Linked DNA regions of Homo sapiens: all the other regions are linked to region 3. A link is a loop called in an ENCODE intact Hi-C map of the cell type or tissue named here. Cell type or tissue: PC-9. All regions are shown on one strand. Each heading gives the region's core, and the rest is flanking DNA. Links, peaks and the distances in the headings are about the cores only. Region 1 has its middle 5.1 kb from the start of TTLL1-AS1. Region 2 overlaps CYB5R3 (cytochrome b5 reductase 3). Region 3 holds the start of LOC101927393 (a long non-coding RNA gene).

The links. A loop is a pair of places that touch in the nucleus more often than their neighbours do. Peaks named below come from ENCODE experiments on the same cell type or tissue, not always from the same donor. Only the 100,000 strongest peaks of a DNase experiment are listed, where the experiment ranks them.
Region 1: it touches region 3 in a loop (21-fold over the local background); 58 of 110 quality-filtered maps call a loop at or near these places.
Region 2: it touches region 3 in a loop (13-fold over the local background); 10 of 110 quality-filtered maps call a loop at or near these places.

Annotation. Positions count from the first base shown.
Region 1 is chr22:43,028,420-43,038,530 of GRCh38, reverse strand. No RefSeq gene overlaps it. Among named protein-coding and RNA genes, the nearest start is that of TTLL1-AS1, 5.1 kb to the left of the region's middle. RefSeq lists an enhancer at 3,983-4,484. In PC-9, for the core only: CTCF peaks have their summits at 4,214 and 4,415; a DNase peak (open chromatin) is centred at 4,520.
Region 2 is chr22:42,616,502-42,626,612 of GRCh38, reverse strand. It overlaps CYB5R3 (cytochrome b5 reductase 3), which reads left to right. Exons shown (of 9, transcript NM_000398.7): 8 at 2,725-2,824; 9 at 6,668-8,773. The coding sequence ends at 6,840. Among named protein-coding and RNA genes, the nearest start is that of RNU12, 6.3 kb to the right of the region's middle. RefSeq lists enhancers at 2,466-3,020, 4,838-4,927. In PC-9, for the core only: CTCF peaks have their summits at 4,705 and 4,909 (motif pointing left); no DNase peak of the experiment used is centred there; H3K27ac peaks cover 718 bases.
Region 3 is chr22:42,863,103-42,873,213 of GRCh38, reverse strand. It overlaps PACSIN2 (protein kinase C and casein kinase substrate in neurons 2), which reads left to right. Exons shown (of 11, transcript NM_001184970.3): 11 at 1,745-3,441. The coding sequence ends at 1,857. It overlaps LOC101927393 (a long non-coding RNA gene), which reads right to left and starts at 1,800. Exons shown (of 3, transcript XR_001755575.2): 1 at 1,711-1,800; 2 at 1,129-1,229; 3 at 1-722. In PC-9, for the core only: a CTCF peak has its summit at 5,326 (motif pointing left); a DNase peak (open chromatin) is centred at 5,253; H3K27ac peaks cover 3,060 bases.

The DNA.
Region 1 (10,111 bases), core at 621-8,620, 170 kb before region 3:
CTGGGTTTGCTACAGGGAAGCGCCGTGGGCAGCCAGGAGCTGTGGGAGGAGCGATGGCTGCGGGACAGGCTGCGCGAGCGTGGTTGTTCCCATGCAGTCTCCCGGTAGCCCGGTGACTTACAGGAGTGTATGGAGAGGACCTGAGTTGGTGGGTAGATGGACAGATGCATTTGAGTAATAACTCATGAGTTACAGTGCTGTTCTTAGGAAGGGTCTTTTTTTTTTTTTTTTTTTTTGAGGTGGAGTTTCACTCTTGACACCCAGGCTGGAGTGCAATGGCACAATCTAGGCTCACTGCAACCTCCACCTCCTGGGTTCAGGCGATTCTCATGGCTCAGCCTCCCAAAGAGGTGGGCTTACAGGCGCCTGCCACCACGCCCAACTAATTTTTGTATTTTTAGTGGAGACGGGGTTTCACCATGTTGGCCAGGCTGGTCTCGAACTCCTGACCTCAGGTGATCCTCCCGCCTCCGCCTCCCAAAGTGCTGAAATTACAGGCGTGAGCCACTGCGCCCGGCCAGGAAGGGCCTTTTACTCATGGTCGTATTAACACGTATTTGCTGAAGTTTCACTCGCTGTCTTGAGTTTATCTTTAAAGCTTGCCACCTGTTTTTGTTGCAATGCTAGTAACAGGAGTTTGTTCTCCCAAATGGCACCAAGGGTATGTCCTTCAGATAAGGGTCTTAACTGACTTGCCCAGGCTCTCTCAGTGCCCATGCATGGACGTGTGTCAAGTGTACATGCCATATTGTGTGTGTGTATATGAGTACATATATTTAATGATGTTTCACTGCCAATTAGGGAAAAATAGGTCTTTTCAACACAAATGGTACTTGGCTGGACTCCAAATAAACTACAATTGGTGGGCTTTTCAGCCATTCCTTCTTCGTGATCTTATTGGTATGTGTGTTGTGTGTGTTCCCTGGTGTTTAAGTTTTGTTTTGTTTTGTTTTGTTTTTGAGACAGAGTCTCGCTCTGTCGCCCAGCAGGCTGGAGTGCAGTGGCGCAACCTCAGCTCACTGCAATCTCTGCCTCCCGGGTTGAAGTGATTCTCGTGCCTCAGCTTCCCAAGTAGCTGGGATTACAGGTGTACACCACCATGCCCGGCTAATTTTTGTATTTTTAGTAGAGATGGGGCTTCACCATGTTGGCTAGGCTGGTCTCAAACTCCCAGCCTTAGGTGATCCGCCTGCCTCAGCCTTCCAGAGTGCTGGGAATACAGGTGTGAGCCACTGCGCCCAGCCGTGGGGTTTAGTTTTAATGTGTTTGCTGTTGATGGCGGGTGTGGGATGGAGATCCCCGAGTCAGACTTGGCCTTGTGGCCTGGCTCTGCTGTTTATTAGCTGTTTCCCAAGCCTGTCCCTGGGGTCGTTGCACCTTTGTTTCCCACTGTATAAAATGGGGAGTTCTGTGGCCGGGCGCAGTGGCTCATGCCTGTAATCCCAGCACTTTGGGAGGCCGAGGAGGGTGGATCATCTGAGGTCAGGAGTTCGAGACCAGCTTGGCCAACATGGTGAAACCTCATCTCTACTAAAAATACAAAAATTAGCCTGGAGGCTGAGGCAGGAGAATCGCTTGAACCCAGGAGGCGGAGGTTGCGGAGAGCCGAGATGGCGCCATTACACTCAAGCCTGGGCAATAAGAGCGAAACTCCGTCTCAAAAAAAAAAAGGGGGGGAGTTCTGTTTGCCTCAGAAACAACCAGTACCACCGCACAGGGACCCTGCCCGCACGCCTTGCTGGCTCTGGCGAGCCCTCTTACCTCCCAGGAGGGGGTGTCCTCTGCACAGCTGGCGGCTCCACCTCGGCTCCTACACGCAGAAGTGAAAGACACCCCGTTAACTGTTCCCAGCTCTTCCACCGGTTTTTACAACCCGGTTCTCAGTTACATTGTGTTGTTTTTGCCTCCCTCTGGGAGAAGGGTGGAGTCCCTGGTTGGGAACGTTGGCCTCTGAGGCTCCGGGGCCACGCAGTCCTAATGGAAGAGTCACACCAAGTGGTTAGTTTGCTGGTGACCCAGTTGCTAGGTGAGAGTGAGGCTCTGCTAAGTGGATTTATGTCATATAGTGACTGTCTCATTAATGATTTAGTGATGTCATGTTCTGGGCAGATGTTTCCTCTGAGCACTTCCAGGACACGGGTGGGAAGGGTGCGGTGTTGGCAGCAGGCCTCGGGAGGCTGTCGGGCCAGGAACAGCCCCATTCAGCGCTAGGCTGGGGCTAAGCAGTGAGCCCTGCTGGGAGCTGTCCGGGAGCCGTTGCTGTTTTCTTGTCAGCCCCCACACACTTGATGGGGTGGGTCCCAGGCCAGAGGGTTGCATCCTGTGGTCGTTTTCACCAAGTTTGATAGGCTTGGTTTTCCCAATATAAACCCATCCTCGACTGGGCACAGTAGCTCACGCCTGTAGTCCCAGCACTTTGGGAGGCTGAGGTGGGTGGATCACCTGAGGTCAGGAGTTTGAGACCAGCCTGGCCAACAAGGTGAAACCCCGTCTCTACTAAAAATACAAACATTAGCTGGGCTTGGTGGTTCATGCCTGTAATCCCACCTACTTGGGAGGCTGAGGCGGAAGAATCACTTGAACCCAGGAGGCGGAGGTTGCAGTGAGCCGAGATCGCACCATTGCACTCCAGCCTGGACAACTGAGCAAGACTCCATCTCAAACAAAAGAAAACCACCATCCTTCACCTCCTTTGCACACGGGCTGCTCCCCGGGTATTAGTGAGGGCCTGGTGACAACCTTCTCACTGTCTCCCTTCTCCTCCTCCGCCTCCCACCTGGGCTGCCATGGAGACCCCATCAGTCTGGACCCGCATCTGGTTGCGCTCCACCAGCTGCTAGGACTTTCCTCACAGGGGGCCATTTCCCCTCCACACAGTGGTTCTTCAGGGTGCTCCATAAAGCCTCCTATGCTTGCCACCCATTGGCCTGTTGGCTCACACTGCCACACACCATGTCCACCAGTGCCAAACACACGCAGCTCCTCTCTGAGTGCCCCCAGGGGCCAGCGCACTCTCCACCCTCCCCTCTGGAGCCATTCCCAGCTGTGCTGCGGCCGCCTGGCCCTCTCCCCGCAGCAGCCCTGCAGCCCCTGTGGTCTGGGGAGGCCAAGGTCTCCTGCAGGGCCCTGCCTGCTGGTAACGGCACAGCGACTGGGGCTGCTCAGCGACTGGGCACCCTCAGGCTGTTTGTGTGTCCCCTAATGTGAACTGTGCCCCAGTGGAGGGCCCTGGGGCACGTGAGGACCCTTTGTGAGCAGGTGGGAGCACATCCACTTTTGATTCCAGTCTCTCATTGTGGAAGACGAGGGATTTTGATCTTCACTGATTTGCCCCAGCCTGAACCATATTAGATCTCACATCCTGTGAACAATGGCGGCCTCCTGCTTTTGTCCTGAGAAGCATTCGGAGCGCTCCTCCAGTGACAGATGCAAACCCACCTTGCTTATGCTCCTGCCCGGCCGCTGGCGCTCTGTCAGCAGGAACAAGTCTAGGGGCCCATGGCGTTCCCTCAGGCCCAGGCCCACCCTGCCTGCCACTTGGCCAACATTCCCCCACAATTCCAGTTTAACTCACCTAATCTCCCCTCCCCTTCCCACCCCTCCCCTCCCCCCTCCCCTCCCCCCTTTCTTTCCTTTTTTTTTTTTTTTTTTTTTTTTTTTAGACAGAGTCTCACTCTGTTGCCCAGGCTAGTGGCACAATCTCGGCTCACAGCAACCTTTGCCTCCTGGGTTCAAGTCATTCTCATGCCTCAACCTCCCAAGAAGTAGCTGGGATTACAGGCATGCGCCACCATGCCCGGCTAGTTTTGTTTTGTTTTGTTTTGAGACGGAGTCTCACTCTGACACCCAGGCTGGAGTGCAGTGGCGTGAGCTCAGCTCACTGCAAGCTCCGCCTCCCAGGTTCATGCCATTCTCCTGCCTCAGCCTCCCGAGTAGCTGGGACTACAGGCGCCCGCCACCACGCCCGGCTAATTTTTTGTATTTTTAGTAGAGACGGGGTTTCTCTACTAAACATGTCTACATCCTGACGTGTTAGCCAGGATAGTCTTGATCTCCTGACCTTGTGATCCGCCTGCCTCAGCCTCCCAAAGTGCCGGGATTACAGGCATCAGCCACCGTGCCTGGCCTAGTTTTGTATTTTTAGTAGAGATGGGGTTTCACTATGTTGGCCAGGCTGGTCTTGAACTCCAGACCTCAAGTGATCCGCCAGCCTCCATCTCCCAAAGTGCTGGGATTACAGGCATGAGCTACCGTGCCCGGCTTCCAGCCAAATGTTTTTGAGTGATGGCATCAGTGTTCTTAGAGATGTGCCTCTCTAAGGATGACGGAGCTGGTGAGAGGCTAGAGGGAGATCTGGCAGTGCAGGCCACAATGTGAACTCAGGCGGTGCCCTAGGGACGGGAGGAGGGGAGTTGTGCACAGGGAGCCTGCACACCGGGTGGAAGGGGATCTGCAGAGACGAGCAGTTCTCAGTGGCCCAGTAGGGGGCGTGTGTTAAACGGGGTTTGAGCCCTGAATGTAGAAGGAGGTAAACTGCAAAGCTGCAGTAACAAACGTGCTTTTCAGAAGCTGTTCAGAAAGGCCACGCTACTCATGGTTATGAATAATGCTGCCTCGAGGCCATGGCTGAATAGCAAGAACGTCACCAGGCAGCTTCCCTTCCTGCATCTTGTACTGGTTAAAATGAAATCAGAACTTTTTGTTTTTTTGGGACGGAGTCTTGCTCTGTTGCCCAGGCTGGAGTGCAATGGCGTAATCTTGGTTCACTGCAACCTCCACCTCCCAGGTTCCAGTGATTCTCCTGTCTCAGCTGGGATTACAGGCGCCCGCCACCATGCCCAGCTAATTTTTGTATTTTTAGTAGAGATGGGGTTTCACCATCTTGGCCAGGCTGGTCTTGAACTCCTGACCTGGTGGTCCACCCACCTTGGCCTCCCAAAGTGCTGGGATTACAGGCGTGAGCCACCACGTCCAGCCTGATAGCTCTTTTTTTTTTGAGACAGGGTCTGGCTCTGTCATCCAGGCTGGAGCGCAGTGGTATGATCACAGCTCACTGCAGCCTTGACCTCCTGGGGTGATCCTCCCACCTCAGCCTCCCAAGCAGCTGGGATTACAGGTGCATGCTACCACACCCTGCTGATTTTTATTTATTTTATTTTATTTTGTTTTTTGAAACAGAGTCTCATTCTGTCACCCAGGCTGGAGTGCAGTGGTGTGGTCTCGGCTCACTGCAACTTCTGCCTTCTGGGTTCAGTCGATTCTCCCACCTCAGCCTCCTAAGTAGTTGAGATTACAGGCACATGCCACCACGTGCGGCTAACTTTTGTATTTTTAGTAGTGACAGGGTTTCACTATGTTGGCCAGGCTGGTCTCAAACTCCTGACCTTGTGCTCCACCTGCCTCGGCCTCCCAGGGTGCTGGGATTACAGGCATGAGCCACCGTGCCTGGCTGCTAATTTTTTATTTTTTTGTAGCGACAGGGTCTCACCATGTTACCCAGGCTGGTCTTGAACTCTTGGCCTCAAGCAATTGGCCTGCCTTGGCCTCCCAAAGTGCTGGGATTACAAACGTGAACCACTGCTCCCCTGAAGTAGTATCTCATTATGGTTTTGATTTGCATTTTTTCTGACAGCTGATGATGTTGAGTATCTTTTCATGTGCTTATTGGCCATTCGTATGCCTTCCTGGGAGAAACTGTTTTGATTTATTTATTTATTTTTTTCTTGAGACAGGGTCTTACTCCATCACCTAGGCTGGAGTGCAGTGGCACAATCACAGCTCCCTACAGCCTCAACCTCCCAGGCTCAGGCGATCCTCCCACTTCAGCCTCCTGAGCAGCTAGAACTACAGGCATGTGCCACCATGCCCAGCTAATTTTTTGTATTTTTTGTAGAGATGGGGTTTTGCCATGTTGCCCAGGCTGGTTTCAAACTCCTGGGCACGGCTGGGTGCGGTGGCTCACGCCTGTAATCCCAGCACTTTGGGAGGCCGAGGCAGATGGATCATGAAATCAAGACCATCCTGGCTAACACGGTGAAACCCCGTCTCTACTAAAAATACAAAAAATTAGCCGGGTATGGTGGCAGGCGCCTGTAGTCCCAGCTACTTGGGAGGCTGAGGCAGGAGAATGGTGTGAACCCGGGAGGCAGAGCTTGCAGTGAGCTGAGATCACGCCACTGCACTCCAGCCTGGGTGACAGAGCGAGACTCCATCTCAAAAAAAAAAAAAAAAAAGAAAAACTCCTGGGCTCACATGATCCGCCCACCTTGGCCCCCCAAAGGATTACAGGCAGGGGCCACTATGCCCAGCCGCATTTTTAAAGGGGTGATTTTTGTACTGCTCATAGGAAATCATGACTCCTCTCTAATTCTGTGGTAGAAGGCATCATTGCCTCTTCTATAAAGCCTTTCCTGGTGACTCTAGTCTCCAATGGTCTCTCCTTTCTCTTACATTTTATTATTATTTTAAAAAATATTAGAGATGGGGGTCTTGTTATGTTGCATAGGGTGGTCTGGAACTCCTGGGCTCCAGGGATCCTCCCATCTCAGCCTCCTGAAGTGCTGGGATTACAGGCATGAGTCACCACGCCCAGCCTCTCTTGCATTTTAAAGCATAAATCAGATTCTATCAGAGCCCTAATGCCCTCCAAAAGCCTCCCCTGGAACATAAATAAAATCAAGTTCCTCGCCTCTCTGGCCTCCCCCTCCACCCCCTCCCTTCTGCCCTTGCTGGTTTTGCTGGAGACACAGCAATCTTCAAGCGTCATGCCCCTCCCTGCCTCAGGGCCTTTGCATGGCAGGCCCCTCTACTAGAATTCTCCTCCCCCATCTCTGCAGGCCTGGCTCTTTTCATCACTTGGAGCAGCCTATCCTGTCTGCCACCTTCCCAGAGAGGCTCTCCTTTTTTTTTTTTTTGAGACTGAGTCTCATTCTGTCACCCAGGCTGGAGTGCAGTGACATGATCTTGGCTCACTGCAACCTCTGCCTGCCGGGTTCAAGCAATTCTCCTGTTTCAGCCTCCTGAGTAGCTGGGATTACAGGCACTCACCACCATGCCTGACTAATTTTAGTATTTCTAGTAGAAACGGGGTTTTACCATGTTGGTCAGGCTGGTCTCGAACTCCTGACCTCAGGTGCTCCACCTGCCCTCAGCCTCCCAAAGTGCTGGGATTACAGGCGTGAGCCACCATGCCCGGTCCCAGAGAGGCTCTCCTGGTGATCCCTCTAGCCCCACTTTATTACCACCTTCTTCCGTTTTCTCCAAAGCACTCATATCCCTGAGATGATCCGGGTCAGGCATGTGCCTCTGTGCTTTCTCCCCGGCACAGCCTCCAGCTCCGCGTGCCTCTGCCTGGCCCCAGCCTGACACATGCGTGCAGCACTGATACGTGATGGCCGAACGACTGTGGGAACCAGGCCGTCTACTCATTTGGGATGGTCCTTGTCCTCCTGCTGTGTCGCTCTTATTGCCTGGGTCTTTGCTATCCACCCCCAGGCTGAGATAAGGAGGAACTGGAGGGCAAGGGCCGAGATCTGTCCTCCACTCCCAGGCAACGCTGGTCATTTGTCGAAGCATTTATGGACAATGTCAGAGCAGCAAAAATGGAGGGAGAGCAGCAGGCGGGCGAGGGATGATTGGGAAATCAAAGACATTTAGTCTTAAGAGGGATGATTTAGGTGTAACACAAAGGAGTTCAGGGACTGTTAGGTGATGAGGGGCAATTCGTGATGTGCATGTGTTTCTGGGGGCCGAGGTGAGGAGCAGAGCACAGAAGGAATGGGTGAGGGGCGCTGTTTCCACAGAGGGAGGGAGTGCTGGAGACAGGGAAGCCCCTTTGGCCTTTTGGGGTCTTTCCAGCACAGCCGCAGAAATCACACTCAGACAGGTGTAGGTGAAGGGCTCAATTACACTCACGGGCCCCAGAGAGGAAGGCCAGCCCCCATGTAGGGGGCTGGATGGGAGGAGCCCACAGGGAGCAGGCCCACCTAGCAGGTTCGGGGCCAAGAGAGCTTGAGGGCCTGAGGACCCACAGGCAAGTGCCTTTCCTGGGGGGTCAGGGCGGGGGGCACTAGCCAGAGACGTGAGCAGATCTCACTGGTGTGTTTCAAAGTGACTGGGTGACCCTCAGGGGAAGGCTGGAAGGGAACCTGGAGCAGGGACCAGGCTTATTCCACGGGGCTGCCTGGCTGCCAGGGTGGGGTGCTCTCAGCCTGTGTGTGGGCATGTTGAGGTGTCAGGGCAATAGGAAGGGTTAAAAATGGGCTAATCTCTTGCTGGGCACGGTGGCTGACGCCTGTAATCCTAGCACTTTGGGAGGCCGAGGTGGGCGGATCACGAGGTCAGGAGATAGAGACCATCCTGGCTAACATGATGAAACCCCGTCTCTACTAAAAATACGAAAAAATTAGCCGGGCGTGGAGGTGTGTGCCTGTAGTTCCAGCTGCTGGGGGTGCTGAGGCAGGAGAATGGCGTGAACCCGGGAGTCGGAGCTTGCAGTAAGCCAAGATCGCGCCACTGCACTCCAGCCTGGGCGACAGAGCAAGACTCCATCTCAAAAAAAAAAAAAAAAAGGCTAATCTCGGCCGGGCGCGGTGGCTCATGCCTATAATCCCAACATTTTGGGGGGCCGAGGCAGGTGGATCACCTGAGGTTAGGAGTACAAGAAGAGCCTGACCAAGATGGAGAAACCCCGTCTCTACTAAAAATACAAAACTAGTCAGGCGTGGTGCTGCATGCCTGTATCCCAGCTACTCGGGAGGCTGAGGCAGGAGACTCGCTTGAACCCAGGAGGCAGAGGTTGTGGTGAGCCAGGATCACACCATTGAATTCCAGCCTGGGCAACAAGAGCGAAACTCCGTCTCAAAAAAAAAAAAAAAAAAAAGGGCTAATCTCGAACTCCTGGACTCAAGCGAATCCTCCCACCTCAACCTCCCAACGTGCTGAGATTACAGGCATGAGCCACCATGCTTAGCCGAGTGTTAGGGGCCAGGGGATGTCTCCATTAGCGTTGCCTGGGTATAGAGTGGTCCATCTTGTGAGGTAATGAGTCTCCTGTCAAGGGCAAGTTCAAGCAGAGGGCAGATTCCCCCAGGGGTGCATAGAAGGGACACATGGAAAAGATGTCCTTTCTGCCTCTGAGTGCCCTCAGCTGAAGGTATGTGCTGCACTGACCCAGCTTTCAGGGGAGACCCAGATTTTGCTCTGGGACTTCTGGGATGGGGAAAGAGCCACTTCAGGGGCAGGGAGGAAAGACAGCACCAGCCTGGGAACTGAACGGCATGGAGAAGCCAGGGCGAGGACAGGCCAAGCTCCGTGGCCCTGAGAAGGAATTTCTGCTCACTTGTTGCTTTGTTGAATGTTTCTCCCCCGGCCGGGCGCGGTGGCTCACGCCTGTAATCCCAGCACTTTGGGAGGCCAAGGCGGGCGGATCACGAGGTCAGGAGATCGAGACCATCCCGGCTAAAACGGTGAAACCCCGTCTCTACTAAAAATACAAAAAAAATTAGCCGGGCTTAGTGGCGGGCGCCTGTAGTCCCAGCTACTTGGGAGGCTGAGGCAGGAGAATGGCGTGAACCCGGGAGGCGGAGCTTGCAGTGAGCCGAGATCCCGCCACTGCACTCCAGCCTGGGCAGGAGCTTGTCATCACAGTCCCCTCAGTAGCCCCAGTGTGCAGAATGGTGCTGGACACCTCCAGCTAAAAAGCCTGGGCTCTGTAATTAGGAGTCCGTGGAGGCGCTCCCTGCCCACCTACTGGCTGTGTGAGCTCAGGTTGGCTCCTTCACCTCTCTGAGTCTATTTCCTTACAGATGGTGACATGAGAGTAATGGCTATTCCTACCTCCCAGGTGGCTGAGCTTGTGCACCTGTGCCTGGGTCTGGTTGCTTTCCTGCTATTGTTAGCCGCCATGAAGGCATACCTGCTGTTGGGTGCTGCCCCTCCCCTCCCATGGTTCCCCGGGCAGGCAGTTTTCAGACCCTGCCCACCACCTGCCGGCTTGTGGAGAACAGCCCAGCTGGTAGAGCTGGAACATGGGCCAGTGCCAAGGGAGGGTGAGCTTGGGACTAGCAGAACCCTGGGCTGGAAGAAGGCTGAGTCACAGCCATAAGGTCAG
Region 2 (10,111 bases), core at 1,398-9,397, 250 kb after region 3:
CGCAAGGCCAACCAAGATGGCCTTGCCAGGCCCAGGGGAGAAAGAGCCAGAAATTCTAAGCTGGCTGGTGTGGAGGGAGAGAGGGCAGCAGTGAGACTTGGTGGTGCTGGTTCAGAGTCTGTGGAGGCCGTCAGACCGTCTGTCACCTGTACAGGCCATCTTTGCAGCTGGTAGCGAGGGCAGTGTGGTCGCCTCATCTCATACCTCCGAACACAGGCTCCGGGAGGGGCTTGACTGTGCATGTCTCGTGGGAAGTGCTGAAACCAGGATGCAAACCAGGGTTTTATTTATTTATTTATTTTGATACAAAGTCTCGCTCTTGTCCCTCAGGCTGGAGTGCAATGGCACAATCCTGGCTCACTGCAACCTCCGCCTCCCGGGTTCAAGTGATTCTCCTGCCTCAGCCTCCCGAGTAGCTGGGATTACAGGATGTGTGCCACCATGCCCGGCTAATTTTTATATTTTTAGTAGAGATGGGGTTTTACCATGTTGGCCAGGCTGGTCTCGAACTCCTGACCTCAGGTGATCCACCCGCCTCAGCCTCCCAAAGTGTTGGGATTACAGGCGTGAGCCACAGTACCCAGCCTATTTTTATTTTTAAAAAACTATTTTAGAAAACATCATTCTGTTTTACGTTTTTGCAAACCTTGGAATGTCTGGCTTCATAGGACAGCTAGATTCCTGTGTTTGTTTCTACATCCCATCTGTGTGATGTTGCCAGTCACGCAGCCTCTGGAAAGTGGCCCCATCTACTGAGAGAGGAAGAGTGAAAAATACCAGTGTCTCAGTATTATATGAAAACCATTTGGCCTCAGGGATCCTCTCCAGGGTCCCAACCCCAGGGGTCCCCATGCTACACTCCGAGAACCGTGCCAGTCGGGTCATTGCTGCTCGTTTCCTCTCCTACCTTCCTCCGTGACCTCAGTGCCTGGTTTTGAGCTGGGAGCCCCCTACCCTCGAGTAGCAGCCCCCCAAGGTTCCATCCCTCTGTTCATCTGTCAGGTGGGTCGCGGCGGTGGCCACCTCAAAGGATGGTGGTGAGGATTAAAGCATGAGACACACTTTAGCTCAGAGAGGAAGACATAACTTTTTTTAAAAAAATTGAGACGGAATTTCACTCTTATTGCCCAGGCTGGAGTGCAATGGCGTGAATCTCGGCTCACTGCAACCTCCGCCTCCCGGGTTCAAGCGATTGTCCTGCCTCAGCTACCTGAGTAGCTGCGATTACAGGTGCCCGCCACCACATCCAGCTAATTCTTTATATTTTTAGTAGAGACGGGGTTTCACCATGTTGGCCAGGCTGGTCTCGAACTCATGAGCTCAAGTGATCCACCCACCTCAGCCTCCCAAAGTGCTGAGATTACAGGCATGAGCCACCATGCCTGGCCTAAAAAGAAAGTTACACATAGTTAATAGAAAAAGAAAAGTGAAAAGATGCACACAAAAATCCTAACAGTCATTATTTCTGAAGGGTTTCAGGTACTTTTTCTTCCATATTTTCTGTATTTTTTTCCTTGAGTTCATCTAGCCCAAAGCCTGTCCCTGTCCCTGTCCTCACCCCATTAGGGCAGAAAGGGCCCTCAGCCTCCCACCCTCAGAAACTGGAAAAACTGTTCAACACCCCGTGTTCCCTGGGATGTGTTGAGGCTTATGCCCCTCACACAGCTCATCTGCTGGAGGGGAGCACCAAGGAGCTGGTGATTCCCGTATTCAGGCACCCTTGGGCTACGCGGAGGGTGGGTGCAGTTCCCCAGCCCTGGGAACAGAGGAGTCACGTCTGTGGCTGCCTCCTGGGGAGAGTCCACCCCGCCCTTGCCCAGCCTGGGAGCTCAGTAGCGATTTGTTAGTGGGCAGCCCTTTCTGGGTGGCAGCGCTCTTTGGCCCCTGGTTTCTTTGAGTTCCCTGAGGTCAGGGACACTGCACACTGACCTAAGGAGCCCCTTCTGTCCCTGTGTGACCTGCAAACGCTGGGCAGCAGCCTGTGATGTGATCAGAGGTGGAACGGGGGTGGGGGGCGGGGAGTCGGGTGGGGGATTCAGGGGGAGATCCCTGATAGCCCCTGGAGGGTCCAGGAAGCTTTCCTGGAAGGGATGACGCTGGACTGAGTTCTGTAGGGCTCTGTGACAGCCGGGTGGGGGTGGGGGAGCCGCAGGCCAGCCAGGAGGATGGGTGTGGGCAAGGCCCGAGGGGGCCAGGTTGGGTGGGGAGTGGTGTCTGTACTTCCTGGTTTCTGGAGGTACAACCTGAATGAGATCCCAGAACGCAAAAAGACTTGCCGGAGGGCTGAGGGTGCAAATCCTGAGCCTTCTCACGGGGCCATTGCTTATTGTATGTGTTACACCCGCTCCCGGGCTGACCCCCTGGAGTATCTTGGCACATTTCCCGTCTCTTCCCTTTTTGCTGTCGCGCAGCTTGGCCGCCTTTAGTTTTTTCCATTTTTCCCACTCTCGGGACATCGAGCCCATTTCCTCACAACAGCAGAAGCAGTTGACACACTGAGTTTCTAGCGAACGCCTTCGCCCCTTCAGCAGCAGCTTTGAGGGGCTCCTTAGGCTAGACAAGGAGAGAGGGGTGCCAGGGTGATCTCTGGCCGAGTCCCCTCCTGAAAGCTCCGCAAGCGTGTGGCCCGCAGGCGGGCGCGATGACGAGGCGCGTCTCTGTTGAGTGTCTCCAGGGGCAGTCTGCCACCCATCCTTCCTGACTGCCTGGCCCTGTCCCCTGCAGACCGAGAAGGACATCCTGCTGCGACCTGAGCTGGAGGAACTCAGGAACAAACATTCTGCACGCTTCAAGCTCTGGTACACGCTGGACAGAGCCCCTGAAGGTGAGTGAGGGAGGCCCCTCACTGGGTGGGTGGGAGGTGCCAGCCCACAGTTCACCTTTGCCCAGCTGTTTGTGGCGTTGAGCCTTTGGACGACATCTGGCACTCACTATGGCCCTGTGGGAGGCAGGTGGTGTGGCCCCGTCTCACAGATGAGGAACAAGGGCTCACTGAAGCCACACAGCCGGAAACCACCACAGCCCGGCCTGAAACCCAGGTCCTCGCCTCCAGAGGCAGAGTCCTTTCCCGGGCGCACTGCACTGCCCAGCTGGGCAGAGAAGGCCAGCGTCCCCTCCCTGGGCGGGGCTCACTTCGGGGCAAGTCTCGGGGCAGCGGTGGCGGCTGCTGCTTCCACATCCCAGCGTGCATACTCTCAGGTGCTGCCGAGTTACACCAAGGCCATCTTCTCTCCCATTGTCAGCCCTGGGGAGTGGGCTGGGCCGACGTTGGGGTTACCCTTGTTCCACCTGTCCAGTGGCTGAGCTGCTTGCCAAGGGAGTTGTGGGAGAGCCAAGCTGGAGGCAGCGAGTGAGGGCCGCCCCACCTCCACCACTTGCAGTGAGGTTGCCTCTGGGAGTTAAAGCGCCCTTCCCTTTTCGGCTTCAGATAGAGATGTAGGTATAAGTAATATCTCAATTTCTTCTTTGCTGTAAGAAAAGCAGAGCTCAGCCTTCCCCAGGAAACATTCTGGTGATGTTTAGCTTCAGGGCTGAGAGACTAGGGAGTGGCGGCAACTGCGGTAAATTGGAGCGCATCTGCCTGGTCCGGAGGACACAGCCCCATCCGCCGTGGGCAATCCCGCTGTGGAGTATAGCCCTGTGTGGCCAGGGCCTCTGCTTTTCAAGAGAAGCTGGGGACCTGCATTTTCTGGGAAATTTCTAAGTGTTGGAAGCACCATTTTTGAATACCCGTGTGAGCACCAGTTTGGGGTCTCATGTCCTGCCATCTGCCCCTGCTTTGCCTCCGGCACCTCCTACGGCCCCACAGTTTCCTCAGGACTAATCCATGGTGGGGGGCGCACACCCTCTGCTGATGATCCATGTCAGGGGGTGCATGCCCTCTACTGATGAGGGAGCTCTGTCCACACCACCCTCTGCTCCTCCCAGAAAGGAGCACATGGGCTCTGGGACTTGCACCACCTGGCTAGCACCTAGGAGCTGGGTCACCTGGGCCCATCCCTGAGGGAGCAGCCGCCCTTCTCAGATGACCAGCTTGGGTTCCAGGCCTCCAGGCTGAGAGACCCAGGCCTGGAGGGGGTGGTGGATGTGTGGGTTGTCACCGTGTCCGGCCTCTGGCTGGACCTGCTGTCCTGGGTCAGCCCACCCCCTCCAGGTCGGCTGCTCCACCTGGTATGCTCAGGAAGCCAACCTGACCCCGCAGCTGACCTTCCAGTGGGGGAGGCAGAGGACTAATGGGAGCAGGTTTCTTAGTAAATTATAGCGCGGTTATGGTGGCGGGGTTCCTGTGATGTGGGGGGCCAAGCAGAGCCAGGCAGCGGCTGGAGCGGAGGTCAGCCAGGGCACTGGCTCTGGGAGTCTAGCTGCTGTTTCTCTTCTACTAACGAAAGGAGCAGGCCGGGCGCGGTGGCTCACGTCTGTAATCCCAGCACTTTGGGAGGCCGAGGCAGGCAGATCATGAGGTCAAGAGATCGAGACCATCCTGGCCAACATGGTGAAACTCTGTCTCTACTAAAAATACAAAAATTAGCTGGGCGTGTGTCGCGTGCCTGTAGTCCCAGCTACTCGGAGGCTGAGGCAGGAGAATGGCTTGAACCCGGGAGGCAGAGGTTGCAATGAGCCGAGATGGTGCCACTGCACTCCAGCCTGGCGATAGAGCGAGACTCCGTCTCAAAGAAAAGAGCGTTTTATCCTGTACCCATGTGTCAGTCTAAAGGGAGGAAGTGATAGGCTGCTTTGCTCCTTTCTGACTGCAGTTTCTAATGGCATGGGCGGGGCCAGCTTGCTGCGAGGCAGGGTTTAGCCCCATCCCAATTCCAGATGAGTGATCCAGATCCCTGGTGCGTGCAGGAGCCCCTGCCCTGTGGCCAGAGCGAGGCCTGGTCCCCCAGGGAGGGGCCAGTGCTGACCCCTGGTGGCAACAGGCAGCAGCACCTGCACCACCACCACGGGACAGTTACCTGCCAATGAGAGGAATAGTTGGGTGATCTCCTAGCATTTTTCGTGTACATTTGTTGCCACTGTGACCCACAATTCAAGATTAGTTGAGGTACTGCTGTAGCATTAAATGTAAGCTGAAATTCCAGAGGTTGAGAAAGAAAGTGGTAACAGGCCAGTCTGGCTGTACCGTAGCTAAGCGAAGGATGAGGAGAGCCCCAAGGACTCCAGGCAGGGGCAGTGAGTATTTCCCCCACAGAGCCACTTTCAGGACAGGTACAGGGAAAAATACATTAAGCCATGCACGGTGGCATGCACCTGTAGTCCCAGCTATTCAAAGCTAAGGCAAGAGGATCACATGAGCCCAGGAGCTCCAGGCTGGAGGGCATTATGATCACACCTGTGAATAGCCACTGCCTGCCAGCTGGGGCAACATAGCCAATTCCTGTCTCTTAAAAACACACACACACACACACACACACACACACACACACTAAAAAGAAATCGCTGTGAAATTGAAAGGTGTCTTACATACCTGCACATTTTGTACACTAGCAGTTTATGCCCATGCAGTTTTTACAAGGTACTTTCAGATCCACTTCAGATCCATTGCCCAGCTATAAAACTATTTTCTGTGCCTCGCCTTGTTCCAGAGGGATTTTAGGAGGCTTACAAAGACTCATCTGGTGAGTCAGAGTGGCACAAATGGAAAGTGGGAGTGAAAGAAAAACAAGTGCAGGGCTATAAAATGAATGGAATCAGTACTGGGATTTGTACAAAAACGGACTATAATGTACGCTTGCTGTGAATGGGCCACACGTATCACTCCAGGCTTCCCAGCAGCCAAGGTGAAAAGGGAAATGTGGTCAGTGACTTAGCTCATGGAGTCCATGAGATAAAGAGGACCCCCTTGCTCAGCACAGTAGACTCTTCCTGGTTCCAGGGCAAGCGGGACTGCTTTGGCCCCTCCCCGTCAGGACCTTCACAGCGTGGAGTGTATGCTGTAAACTTGGGCCATCTAGGCAGGGTGTCTGTGTCAGCCAGTGCCAGCCCTCCTGGCCTGAGGCTTCAGCAGCTTTTCTCTTGGTGTTGAGGGCTGTGGGGTGGTTGTTTCTGGTTACTAAGGATAGAGACCAGCCATATCATCGTGGGCGCTCAGGGCTCGAGGGGGCAGGACACACAGCTGTGGATGAGACTCAGTTCCTCATGGGCCGACATTCTTGGGGAGTCACAGTGGGCTCATGGAGGTGGGGGCAGTTAGAGACTGTCACCCTGAGCAGCCTGGGGCAGAGCACCAGCCTGGGGACCTCTGGATCCTGGAAGGTACATCTCAGTCGTGTCCCTGCCTCATTGTGTGATCTTGAGCAACTCAACTCTGGGTCCTCTGGGCCTCAGTTGCCACATCTGTAAAATGGGATTCATATTCCCCGCCCTGTCCACCCACTGGGTTGTTCCAAGGGACACCCCGGAGGCCAAATGGAAGCAAAAGGCTTTGCAAACTGTAAAGTGCAGTCAGGGGAACCATGATGGGCTTTGTACACTGGTTTCAGGCTGCAGGGCCTGAGGCCATAGGCTTGAGTCAGGGTTGGGGGCAGGGGGTCCTGGTGACAGTTTGCTGGGATCAGCCTCTCCATTCTTCAGCATTTAAGGAATTCACCGCCTAGGGTTGGTCGGTCAGCAGGTTGGTGACCACACAGCCACACGTCAGCTTACCTGGTCTCTCACCCCACAGCCTGGGACTACGGCCAGGGCTTCGTGAATGAGGAGATGATCCGGGACCACCTTCCACCCCCAGAGGAGGAGCCGCTGGTGCTGATGTGTGGCCCCCCACCCATGATCCAGTACGCCTGCCTTCCCAACCTGGACCACGTGGGCCACCCCACGGAGCGCTGCTTCGTCTTCTGAGGGCCGGGCACGGTCACACGGCCACCCGCCCCGCGCACCCCACGCCCTGTTCACGCTCACCCAGTCACCTCCCCACATCGCACACTGGGGCCCCGGGTTCAGCCTGGCCTGCCCGTGCCCTGGTGAATCACCTGGCTGAGCAGTTCCCCTGGAGCCCCTTCGGGAGCAGGGCTGTGTCCCAGATGGGCCACGGCTGAGCCTTCAGAGTACGTCCTGCCTGGCACTTACTGGTCCTTACCAGAGACGCCCAGCCCCATCCCTGTCCTCATGACCCCTCGTCCACCCCCCACACACACTATAAGGCTGAGGGCTGCCAGCAGCCCCGTCTGCCCACCATTCCCGGCCGTGGACCATAGTCGGGATGTCAGCAGACACACATGGGCAGCCCAAAGCTGCAGGTGCCAGGGCCCACCCCAGCCTCGCCTGTCACCCCCACTCCCGCCTCAGGGCCAGGCCCAGGCCTCACCACCTGACGCTGCATGAGACATTGACACCAGAAAGCCCTCTTGGGGGCACTGCTCCCTACCCCAGGGCCCTGGCCAGCCGGGAGCTTGGCTCTCCTCTGGCTAGAGTGGGAAGAGGGGGCTGGCCATGGGGCCCTCCCAGAACCTCAGCATTTCCTTCCAGCCCATCCAAACACTGAGGCAGCCTTGGGGAACCCCGAGCTGGGGGGTTGGCAGCCCACTGCACCGCCTCAGGGTTTTGGGGTCCTGGGCTGGGGCCACCATCCCTGATGGCAGAACTCCCACAACCACATGTATTTATTCCTCTGTCCTAAACCGTCCCCTCCTTCCCTCACCCCCAGCACAGGGGGATTCTGAGCAGTGCCTCTTGTCTGAGGGACATATCAGTGACCTCGACGTTGCCTTTAGACTACAGTTGTGTTAGCCTCTTGCGTATTGGCTTTTTCAGAGTCATTTATGAGCAGAAAAAAAAAAAGTAAAACTTTGCTAATATTAACCCTTCTCTAGCTCCTCGAGGGTCTGTGACCTGCAACACAAGGGGTGGGGTCAGGAAAGGGCTGGGGAAGACCTAGCATTTTTTTTTTCTTTTTTTTTTTTTTTTGAGACGGAGTCTCCCTTTGTCACCCAGGCTGGAGTGGCATGATCTCAGCTCACTACAACCTCCACCTCTCGGGTTCAAGCGATTCTCCTGCCTCAGCCTCCCGAGTAGCTGGGACTAAAAGTGCCCACCACCACACCCAGCTAGTTTTTGTATTTTTTTTTTTTTTTTTTTGAGACGGAGTCTCGCTCTGTCGCCCAGGCTGGAGTGCAGTGGCGGGATCTCGGCTCACTGCAAGCTCCGCCTCCCGGGTTCACGCCATTCTCCTGCCTCAGCCTCCCAAGTAGCTGGGACTACAGGCGCCCGCCACTACGCCCGGCTAATTTTTTGTATTTTTAGTAGAGACGGGGTTTCACCGTTTTAGCCGGGATGGTCTCGATCTCCTGACCTCGTGATCCGCCCGCCTCGGCCTCCCAAAGTGCTGGGATTACAGGCGTGAGCCACTGCGCCCGGCTCCAGCATTTATTTCTGATGTATCTTTGTGGTAGAAAATTTGGAAAGTGCAGAGAAGTATACACAGGAAGAAAAATTCCCAACCCCCAGAGGCAAACCAGCTGAAACCACGCAACCCCAGTCACCCCAATGCACCGCGAGGCTGCTGCCTCCTGTCAGGGTCAGATGAGCCTCGAGGCTCAGGAAAGTCAGAGGATGCCATCTGCATGGTGGTAAATTACAGAGGTGATGAGGCAAGGTGGGTGTGGGGCTGTTCTTAAAACGGGGCAGCAGGAAGGCCCCAAGGAGATGGATTTGGGCTGGGACGGGAAGAGAGAGCTGGCCATGCTGGGGTGGGTGGGTGTTCAAATGGTGGAAACAGCAGACGCAAAGGCCCTGCCGTTGGAACCAGCTTGTGGAATAAACTTTCAGAAACAGATCGAAGAAGATAGGTGGCTGGAAGGGGCAGCAACGATGAGGCTGGAGAGGGAGGCGGGGCTAGGCTGGTGCTCCGGAGACTTGCTGGGTGGCCCTAGGAGCACAGTGAGGCCAGTGTGGCTGGAGGGGAGTGGGGAAGAAGAGGGGACGGGGCAGGTTCACAGGAAGGAGGGCCCAAGACCAACCTAGGGGACTAGGAGAGCCCTGTCTCCTCTCACTTCGCATTTTCCATTCTGTCTCTGGCCACCTCACTACCTACAGTGGCAGGAAAAGGAATCTCAGACCCAAAATGGCCTTCACACTGTGGCGGGGGACTGCTAGCAATGGACACGCGTTAGGTTTCATCCTCATTTCTGTCCCTGTCTGAGGCTGAAAGGCACAGGATTTGAACACAGGCCTGCCTGAGCCCACAAGAGGCTGCCTCCTGGGAAAGGGGACGTGGGAAAAGGGGATCAATTGGACCCGATTCCCACCCTCTCCAGGTCTGTTTCCCCATTCAGAAAATGGGAGAGGGCTCTAAGGCAGCGATTCTCCATACAGACTCGACACCTTTATTTATTATTTTTGGGACGGAGTCTCGCTCTGTCTCCCAGGCTGGAGTGCAGTGACATGATCTTGGCTCCCTGCAGCCTCTGCCTCCCAGGTTCAAGCGGTTCTATTGCCTCAGTCTCCGGAATACCTGGGGATTACAGGCGTGCACCACCACACCGGCTAATTTGTTTGTATTTTTAGTAGAGATGGGGTTTCACCATGTTGGTCAGACTGGTCTGAAACTCCTGACCTCAGGTGACCCACCCTCCTCGGCCTCCCAAAGTGCTGGGATCACAGGTGTGAGCCACCATGCCTGGCCAACACCTTTAAAATAACAGTTGTAACGGGCCCTTTACGCTGCAGAATTCACAGGCAGTATCACCTACCTATACGAAGAATTTTAAAAATCAACACAGCTCTAAATGAGTTGTAAAAGAACAAGAAAGGAGGCCGGGTGCTGTGTCTCATGCTTGTAATCCCAGCACTTTGGGAGGCCGAAGCAGGTGGATCACCTGAGGTCAGGAGTTCGAGACCAGCCTGGCCAACATTGTGAAACCCCCGTCTCTACTAAAAATACAAAAATTAGCCGGGCGTGGTGGCGTGCGCCTGTAATCCCAGCTACTCGGGTGGCTGAGACAGGAGAATCGCTTGAACCCGGGAGGCGGAGGCTGTGGTGAGCTGAGATTGTGCCACTGCACTCCAGCCTGGGCGACAGAGCGAGACACCGTCTCAAAAATAAAAATAAAATTGTCCTCCGCATCTGCCCTACACTGCCCAGCTGACCCCACTGGCCAGCCTGTCCTCCTCC
Region 3 (10,111 bases), core at 1,387-9,386:
AGATCCAAGTAAATTGTCAAAAGCAAACTGATTGAAATGAACCTTCTAATCACCAGTTCACATTTGCACAATGTGAAAGCTTTCCTGTCCGTTCTATTTTCTGTGTTATCCTGCTTTTTAACAATGCAAAATTAGCTCCCAGCCAGTGTGGCTTGACTTACGTCTCTTGCGGTGTTCTGGCTGTTTGCCACATGGTAGTGTGGGGTTACAGGCCTCATCCTAGCCTCGGTAGCCTGGATCCAGGCCTGTGAGAGCACAGCAACCAATGAAGGCAGGACAAAAGAAACGCCAGGGGCCCGAGGCACGAAGCGGTGGAAAGAGATGGTGGTTCATCGTGGCTGCTGCCCTGTGGCCCCTGCATCTGCTCCTGATGCCTCTGGGTTAGATCTGCAGGCGCACTGGTCTGGCAGAAGCGGCACGACAGTGGGAGGCTGAGCCAGTGCTTACGCATGTCCCACCCTCCCAGGGTTCTTTAGTGTCTTAACACTTAATCTTCACAGTACCCCCAGTCCACAGATGAGGGCCACAGGCCCAGGGAGTGGACGCAGTTGGTCCAGGTCTCCCAGCCAGTGAGTGATGGCTGTGGGATTTGAGCCCAGGCAGTCCGGGGAGCACTGGAAGCCCCAGGTATTAGCTCCGCAGGCATGTTGACCAGCATTGCTGCCATACAAAATCCAAAGCATCAGGGAAATGCTAAACCAGGGGGAAAACTGCATCTAATTCTGAAAAATGGACCAAAAAATGCCAAAGAGAGTTACAAAACTTCAAACTTAGCAATAAAGGCAAAACAGCACTGGGACTATTTCTTTCCCACCAATTGCTTGCTCCTGACGAGGTCCGAGCCAGCAGGCCCAACTGGCCTTCCCTGCAGTGAGTTACCAACCAGAAGCACACAGGCCCCTGCCCACCCCTGGGCTCTGAGCTGCTCTGCTTCCCTAACCTGGCAAATGCCAGACCTGGGGCCCTACCCTAGTGCCACCTCCCCCTCACCACCCTAGTCTGCCTCCTTGAGACCAGGATCCATCAGTTCCTCTCATCTCTGTATCTCCTCTTCTACCCAAGGCCTGGCCAGAAGTAGGAGGTCCTTCAGGTTGGAACAACCAAAGATAAATGGAACCACGTTAATACATTAGAGCCACAGGGAGATTCCAGAACAGCGCCAGGGGCTCCTTCTCAGGGTCTCAGGAAGGGTTGACACATGGCACCGTGCACAAGTCATCAGCCAGGTGCTGGGGATAAAATGACAGGTATGACTGTCAGACATGGTCCCTTCCCCTCGCAGCCTGGAAGTTGCAGAGGAGAGGGATTAGCAAAGGCAGAGAGACCCCAGAGACAGCTGCTGGGAGCAAGGCGGCCGGGGCCCTGGGGAGGGGACAGAAGAGGCCCAACGTGAGGGAGGGGCACAACCGAGGGACGATTCCTGCCACCTGGCCAGGGTGGTGAGGAAGGCACAGCCCTATGGAGCTGGATGCCGCAGTCTCAGTGGGAGCCACTGTGGCAGCTGAGAGCAGCTTGTTCCAAATTACTGTGTGAGACTGTCATCTCTAGGTCTGTCAGAGGCCCATGACCAAAGAGGCAACTTAAAATGCATGCATTTAGTAGAGAAATGACCAGGCCCTCGGCCTGCCCGCCACAGAATGCCTGGCCCTCCACCCTCTGTGGGCTCAAAGCTCGTGAATGCGGCTCTGTAGCCCACCGTCGGTGTCATACCTCTCATGGAGACGGCTCCCTCTTTGTCTTGCAGGGGATGAGCTGACCAAGATGGAGGACGAGGATGAGCAGGGCTGGTGCAAGGGACGCTTGGACAACGGGCAAGTTGGCCTATACCCGGCAAATTATGTGGAGGCGATCCAGTGATGAGTCGGGGACAGGCCAGCGGGGGGACGGAGGCGGCGGGCCCAGGAGCCTCAGCCAGCCACGTGGGCATCCACTCCTTTTCCTGCAAGAGATGATGGTTCCATTGCTCTTGGCTTCATGGTGTTCCTGGAAGGCAGATGAGCTGGTCATTTCGCCTGGGACTCGGCACCTTTCCGAGTGCAGCTGGAGGGATCTGAGCGCAGGAAGACGCAGAACAACAGAAATAGCCGCCCCTCCCCGCCCACTGTGCCTGTTGGCCTATCATAGATCTCTATGTTCTTGACTTTGTCTCTCCTTTCCGAGTCAATGGTGGGTTACACTGATCTTGTTCCACTGATTACTCTCTCTGACGAGTCCATCACCTGCAACTTAAATGAACAAGCTTACATCCCATTTTGAGTGAAGATTTTGAGGTTTTTAATTTAAAGGCTGTGTACAGTTATACTTTTTTATACACCTGTTCATTTCTACTTAAATTATGGCACAGATTGATGCGCACCAGTCTTGAGGAAACGATCTCCCTATTCCCTTACCCTGTTACTCAGCCACGCCGTGTGTAGGCTTAGCCTCAGGTGGCAGATGTTTGAGGAAAGGAATTATGCCAGGAAGGTGGGACCGGGTTATGGTCGGGTTTCTATTGGGAATGCTCTTTGTGCTTTTGGGCATCTGAATGGAAGCTTTACATAGAACCTTAGGTAGAACTCCCCCAAATCGCCATATTTAAAAATTATTTTCACTCTATTCTTGCTTAAAACTGTACTCTTTTGCAAATTAACAATTTTATCACTGATTCAGAGTTAAAAAGAAGACTAACTTTTCAAGCAAATGCATCTGTAAAGATGCTTTAGATTAGACTGTCATGTCTCAGTGTCTATCTGTATATATTATTTGATATTCAGAGAATCTAAAGCACTCGTCTACTGTTTTAATGAGATTTAACAGCTTTTAACAGTGAGTTTCGTTTGTAAACTGCTTGAAGTCTGTGGCATTCAGGCACACGTCTGGCTGGCCGGCTGGGTCTCCTCCCGGGCTCAGTGGGCCTGGGGCCTCTCTGACGTGGTGCCTGCTGGAGGGAGGCTCGTCGTCACCAGCTGACTGCTGGTCCGGCTTCTGACCGGCCTTTGTCCTGGCTCCGTAGCAGAACACTGTAAAAGTGCCCGCGTCTTTGCAGTAGTTGCAGATTTCAGTCGTCGTGTTACTTGTGCACAAACAGAAGCTGGGTCTTACCCGCAGCACGAGTGTCTCGGGCTGCCCGGAGTCGCCCGGGAGCAGGTGCTGCAGCCAGAGTTACGCGGGGGCCACGCGGGCCGGCGGGGGTGGGGGGAACGTGGGGGAACCTGTGTTTCACGTGACTCAGCAGTGCCCGCCGCCGTCACCAGCTATGCATTCACTCCGTTTCCAGTGAGCAGATGTCTTGCTTGGAAAGTGGACCTGTGTCTGTGTCTGTCCTGAGAACTTACCAGCAGAAATCCTCATTTCTGTGCTACGGATTTACCAAAAATTGTCAAGTCTTTTTCAGTTTAACAGTTCCTTTACATGTGTAGTATTTGAGGAAAAAAATCAATAAACAGTTGATCTCGTGCATATGGAAGTCCCTTCGCCATCATCTGTCTTCATGCCCACTTCACTTGGCGGGGGTGGCCTCCCTGGGGCTTACTAGCTTTGGAGCTGGGCAAGATCCAGGGCACAGGACCCCTGCCCAAAAGGCCACGGCCCACTGCCCCTGCCAAACTGGAGGTTGGGGATTTGAGGCACCTGAGCCCCTTGGGGTTCCCTTCTCCCCGAGACCTGCTGCTGTTTGACCTGGGCTTCCACATGGTGCGGGCATCGGCTGGCGCCTCTCTATTGCCCCAGCCCAAACAGCAGGACAAGACTGACATCACCCATAACTCTCCTATGAGCACATTTTCCTGAGCACCTACTGTGTGCTCTCCACTTTTTACTTACATTATCTGCGTCTCCAAACATCTCCACAGGGTATGGGCAAGTCTCCCCATTTCCATTCTACCGAGGAGGAAACAGAGGCTCCAAGAGCCAGCCAGGGTTTCTTGAGGAGTCTCAGCCAGCCCAAAGCACTGAGCGAAATCCCTGAGGAACCACCCCCTCCCTCGCTGGAGAAACTGAGGAGGGAGGAGGCTTGGACTGGCTTGAAGACAGGAGAGAAGCAAGACGTGAGGGCGGCTGTGGCCACGCTCACCGAGCCCTGGGAAGGCTGCCCAGAAAAGCACGCCAGCTGGGCATGGGGCCTCACAGAGCACCTGGGAGGAGCAAGGCAGGCAGCTGCCCCTGCAGTGTGGCTTTGTCCCAGCTCAGCAAGGGTATGGGACAGATCCTTGTCACGCAGCCTCCTTGTCTGAGGGGTGGCGGGTCCCCTGCTCCCAGCTTCTGAGGAGTTGGAGCCCTACAGCGCAGGGCGGACACCCGGCTCGGCCCACAGCCCCAGGCTGCAGAGAAACAGGCAGAACGGGGTTGGGAGGGAAGGTGGGGGGTCAGAAGCAGGCTCCTGGTGCCAGTGGCCTCAGTCACTGCCCAAACACCATGGCAAGACCACGGTCCCCGCTGAGCTGGATGAAGCAACCTCCACTCTGAGGCTGGATCACACGGCCCCCCCCGTGAGAGATCTGGCAGGGCCTCTAACTGCCCATCTTCCCTCTCCTGCCCTGCCCTCAGGGGCCAGCTTGGAAACTTCAGCTTGTCTCTAGGCCTCAGTTTCCCCAAGTAGAAGTGATACTTTTCCAGTTGGAGAGTTAGAGCAAGAAGAAAAGGTGGCCTGGGCAACATAGTGAGACCTTGTCTCTACAAAAAGTTTAAAAATTGGTCGAGTGTGGTGGTGCATGCATCTAGTCCCAACTACTTGGGAGACTGAGGCAGGAGGATTGCTTGAGCCCAGGAATTTGAGGCTGCAGTGAGCCATGATTGCACCACTGCACTCCAGCCTGGACGACAGAGCTCTCGAGACAGTCTCAAAAAAAGAAAAAGGCCGGGCACGGTCGCTCACACCTGTAATCCCAGCACTTTGGGAGGCCGAGGCGGGTGGATCACGAGGTCAGGAGATCGAGACAATCCTGGCTAACACGATGAAACCCCGTCTCTACTAAAAATACAAAAAATTAGCTGGGCGTGGTGCCTGGCACCTGTAGTCCCAGCTACTCAGGAGGCTGAGGCAGGAGAATGGCATGAACCCGGGAGGTGGAGCTTGCAGTGAGCCGAGATCGCGCCACTGCACTCCAGCCTGGGTGACAGAGCAAGACTCCATCTCAAAAAAAAAAAAAAAAAGAAAAACGCCACAGGCACTCAGGAGCTGGTCATTGTCACGATTATGAGTGACACCATAGGCAGGGGCCCAGGGTTCTCTGCTGTCCATGGCTGCCCTTCGCTCCTCCCACAGCCACCACCCTGGATCAGTGCTGCCACCAACTGTCCACACCTCTTCGGGTCCCCAAGGCCCCTGAGTTGACACTAGGGGGAGTGTTAGCCCCAGAGCCCTCTCCTGGGCCAAAGCTACCTGGAGCTCAGGACAGGGGTATTTCATCATCTCTCTCCATCCTTCCCACAACCCAGAAATGTCGGGAGGGTGAGCAAGTGCTGCCAAGTGACCGGAGTAGGGATCTGGCTTTGCTGCAGCCTGAGCTAAAACTGGGCCTTCGGAGGTCCCTGCAGATGGAGAACAGGGCTGACCTCTGCTCTGGGCTCTGATGCCAGATCCTGGTCCACTCAGAAGCATGTAGTGAAGGCCCGACTGGGCAGCCTGGGCTGTGTCAAGGCCTCAGGCACTGGATAGGCCTGGAGGGAACCCGCTCACAAGCCATCGGGATAGGGATGGGGGAGGTTGGGAAGGACTTGTGTGGACCACCTGACCAACCCCCTCATAGTTCATGGGGAAACAGGACAAGTGAGAGGAAGCAGTGACTTCGCCGTGGGCACAGACCATGTGGTTTGGGAAGCTGAGCAAGGCCTGACCCCTGAGTGGCCCAACCTGGTGAGGGATCAGCTGGCTCTCCTTATGTATCCATTGTGCAGTCATTCATTCACCATGCATCTATTGAGCACATACTGTGTGTGAGACTCAGCGGTGCCAGGACAAACATGAAGAGAAGCCAATCTTGCCCTTGGGAAACTCTGGTAGGCTCAGAGAAGGACCTGTGTTATTCTGACACCATGATGGGACAGCCAGAGACAAAGGGCCAGAGTTGTCTTCTGAGAATGTGTGTGCTGGGTTTCAGAAGTCTCAGGCCTCCCAACCCAGGCTCCAAGGCCTCAGAGATCAGAGCACTGCTCAGTCCTTGAGCCGTTCCCCAACTTCCTGTAGGAAGTGTCCCTGAGTCCCCACCTGGGCAGGAGGCTGGACCACAGACAAACGGAAAATGCCTGAGCTTCATTTGCTGAAAAGTAGGGATGACTGGCGGGCACAGTGGCTCATGCCTGTAATCCCAGCAGTTTGGGAGGCTGAGGCGGGTGGATCACCTGAGATCAGGAGTTCGAGACCAGCCTGGCCAACATGGTAAAACCCTGTTTCTACTAAAAATACAAAAAATTAGCCGGGCATGGTGGTGGGCACCTGTAATCACAGCTACTTGGGAGGCTGAGGCAGGAGAATCGTGTGAACCCGGGAGGCGGGGGTTACAGTAAGTCAAGATTGCACCACTGCACTCCAGTCTGGGAAATAAGAGCAAAACTCTGTCTCAAAACAATGACAACAAAAAAACAGGGGTGATGAAGTGAGGATAACTTAAGGGGTGCTCAGAAGCCAAAGACCCTGCCAGGTGGGCACCCCAGCCTGTGGGTGCCCTGTAAGCTTTCCTTCCCCCACCCCTTTTCACAGTCCAAGGTCTCCCCAGAGTGGTGGCTGTCCGCTCTGCTCCCCTCCCTTGTCCACCCTTCCTGAAGCCTCCTCTGAGGCAGGGAAGGTCTGCGCCCCTCCCCAGCCCTTCCACAGACACCTGTGGAAGACAAAGGCCACTCTCTGGGCCTCGGTTTTCCGAATAAATGGGCTGCATCTCTGTGGCCCCTGTGGTGGCAGCAAGCAGAGGGGCCCTCAGGCCAGGACGGAGTCAGCTCCAGGTGCCAGCCAGTGAAAAGAACCAGGGTCAGGATGGAGGTGGCTCCACCACACCTGGGAGGATGTGCCCAAACTGAGCTAAATCTGGCCTCGCCTGCAGTTGAGGTACGAGGCTCATTTCTGGCCAGGCATGACCACCACCAGGCACAGGGTCGGAGGAACCACAGTGCTCATCCTCCCTCTAGCCTGGGTATGTGGCACTAAACCAAAAAGAAAAAAGAAAACGCAACAAATCTGGGACTATCCTATGAAACCCAGATTATATTGTTCTAGGCATCTACAAATCCTTTGTGGAAAGGGCTAGGAAAGGAAGGAAGGAAGAAAGAAATGAACTAAATAAGTGATGTCACTCTTAGGGGAAAGGATACCAGCACCAACGGCCAGTGGACCAAAACTCAGACGCCAGAGGAATACTAGGTGCTAGACCTCCCGAAGGTTGCAGAAACCCAGAGCGCCTTAGGGTTAGGGTTAGGGTTAGGGTTAGGGTACGAGGACCTAAAAGACCCTGAGCTCAACAGCATTCGGATCACCAAGGCAGCCGCCTCAGGGCATGTGAACTACATACAGTCACTGGCCGCTTCTGGGCAAAGACAGCCAGGTGGCCCTGCCACTTTATGGTATTTTCCAATAGGAATCTTAATTATTTTTTCCTGATTGTAAAAGGAACAAAGGCTCAGATGAAAATTTGGAAATTTAGTAAAGGTATTCAGAAAAACATTAGTTATCTGTGATCCTGACTTCCAGAGGTTACATTGCTAACATTGGGGTGTATTTTTTTCTGGTATTTTTCCTAACATATATGCACATGTGCCATTTTCTTTTTTTCTTTTCTTTTCTTGAGGTGGAATTTCACTCTCGTTGCCCAAGGCTGGAGTGCAATGGCACAATCTCGGCTCCCTGTGCCCCCCACCTCTCAGGTTCAACAATTCTCCTGCCTCAGCCTCCCGAGTAGCTGGGATTACAGGTGTGAGCCACCACGCCCAGCCACATGTGCTGTTTTCTTGTCGTCATCATCATCATCAATGTGTGTATGTGTCTTACAAAATTGGGATCGTACTGTAAATATAGTTTCGTTCTCCTGCCATTTGATCATGAGCATTTTCTCATGTCCCTAAATATACTTCAATTAAAAATAAACACCAGACATAGTGGCTCATACGTGTAATGCCAGCACTTTGGGAGGCCGAGGTGGGAGGATCACTTGAGCCCAGGAGTTCTAATCCAGCTTGGGTAACACAGGGACACCCTGTCTCTACCAAAAATAAAAAAAAAATTAGCCAGGCATGGTAGCACACACCTGTAGTTCCAGCTACTCAGGAGGCTGAGGTGGGAGGATCACTATAGCCTGAGAGGTCAAGGCTGCCGTGAGCCATGATTGCACCACTGCACTCCCGCCTGGGAAACAGAGCAAGACCCTGTCTCAAAAAAAGAAGTGAAAGAAGTAGAGGAGGTGGAAGGAGCAACAGGAAAGGCTGGCACACTCAAGTGTAACTTTTATTGAAAAAAATCTGGCTGGGCATGGTGGGTCATACCTGTAATCCCAGCACTTTGGGAGGCCGAGGTGGGAGGATGAGGTCAGGAGTTGGAGACCAGCCTAGCCAACATGGTGAAACCCCGTCTCTACTAAAAATACAAAAATTAGCCAGGCATGGTGGCACACACCTGTAATCCCAGCTACTTGGGAGGCTGAGGCAGGAGAATTGCTTGAACCTGGGAGGTAGAGGTTGCAGTGAGCTGAGATCGTGCTACCACACTCCAGCCTGGGTGACAGAGCAAGACTCCATCTCAGAAAAAAAAAAGAAAAAAATCCACATGTAAGTGGACCCATGTAGTTCAAGCTCAAGTTGTTCATGCGTGAAGTGTACTGTTTAGTGGCCGAATGATACTCATGCTGTAAGTCCCATGTTGCTGAGCATTTGCTTTGTTTCCCATTTTTCTCAGTTCTTAAGGTATAATTTATGTATATACTTTTTTTGTTGTTGTTGAGATGGAGTCTCCCTCTGTTGCCCAGGCTGGAGTACAGTGATGCCATCTTGGCTCACTGCAACCTCTGCCTCCTGGGTTCAAGCGATTCTCCTGCCTCAGCCTCTTGAGTAGCTGGGACTACAGGCACCCACCACCATGCCCAGCTAATTTTTGTATTTTTAGTAGAGGGGGGTTTCACCATGTTGGTCAGACTGGTCTCGAACTCCTGACCTCATGATCCACCCACCTCAGCCTCCCAAAATGCTGGGATTACAAGCGTGAGCCACTGCGCCAGGCCAAAAACACTCCTTTTAGTGTACAGTTCTTGAAGTTTTGATGAATGTATACAGTTATGTAATGTACTAGTCCATTCTCATGCTGCCACAAAGAACTTGCTCAAGACTGGGTAATTTATAAAGGAAAAAGGTTTAATTGACTCACACATCTGCATGGCTGGGGAAGCCTCAGGAAACTTATAATCATAGCAGAAGGGGCAGCAAACACATCCTTCTTCACATGGCAGCAGGAAAGAGACATGCTGAGCAAAGGGGGGAAAACCCCTTATAAAACCATAAGAACTCATGAGAATTTACTCACTATCATGAGAACAGCATGGGGGTAACTGCCCCCATGATTCAGTTACCTCCCACCAGGTTCCTTTCCTGACACATGAGGATTATGGGAACTACAATTCAAGATGAGATTTGAGTGGGACACAGCCAAACCGTATCACATAACCATCACCACAATCAAGATATAGAACTCTTCCGTCACCTCCCCAACACGTGGATTTTTGTTGTCAACCCCTCCTTACACCCCCAGTCCCTAGAAACCACTTAGATGTTTTCTGTTTCTACCTTTTCCAGAATGCCATAAGAATGGAACCGTGCAATATGTAGCCTTGTCTTTTTTCACTTCCCATGACTCATCTGACATTCATCTGTGTGGTTTCATATGTCAGTATTTTGTTTCTTCTTCTTCCTTCTTCTTTCTTCTTCTTCTTTTTTTTTTTTTTTTTTTTTTGAAACGGAGTCTCGCTCTGTTGCCCAGGCTGGAGTGCAGTGGCGTGATCTTGGCTCACTGCAAGCTCCGCCTCCCGGGTTCATGCCATTCTCCTGCCTCAGCCTCCCGAGTAGCTGGGACTACAGGCGCCCGCCACCACACCCAGCTAATTTTTTGAATTTTTAGTACAGACGGGGTTTCACCGTGTTAGCCAGGATGGTCTCGATC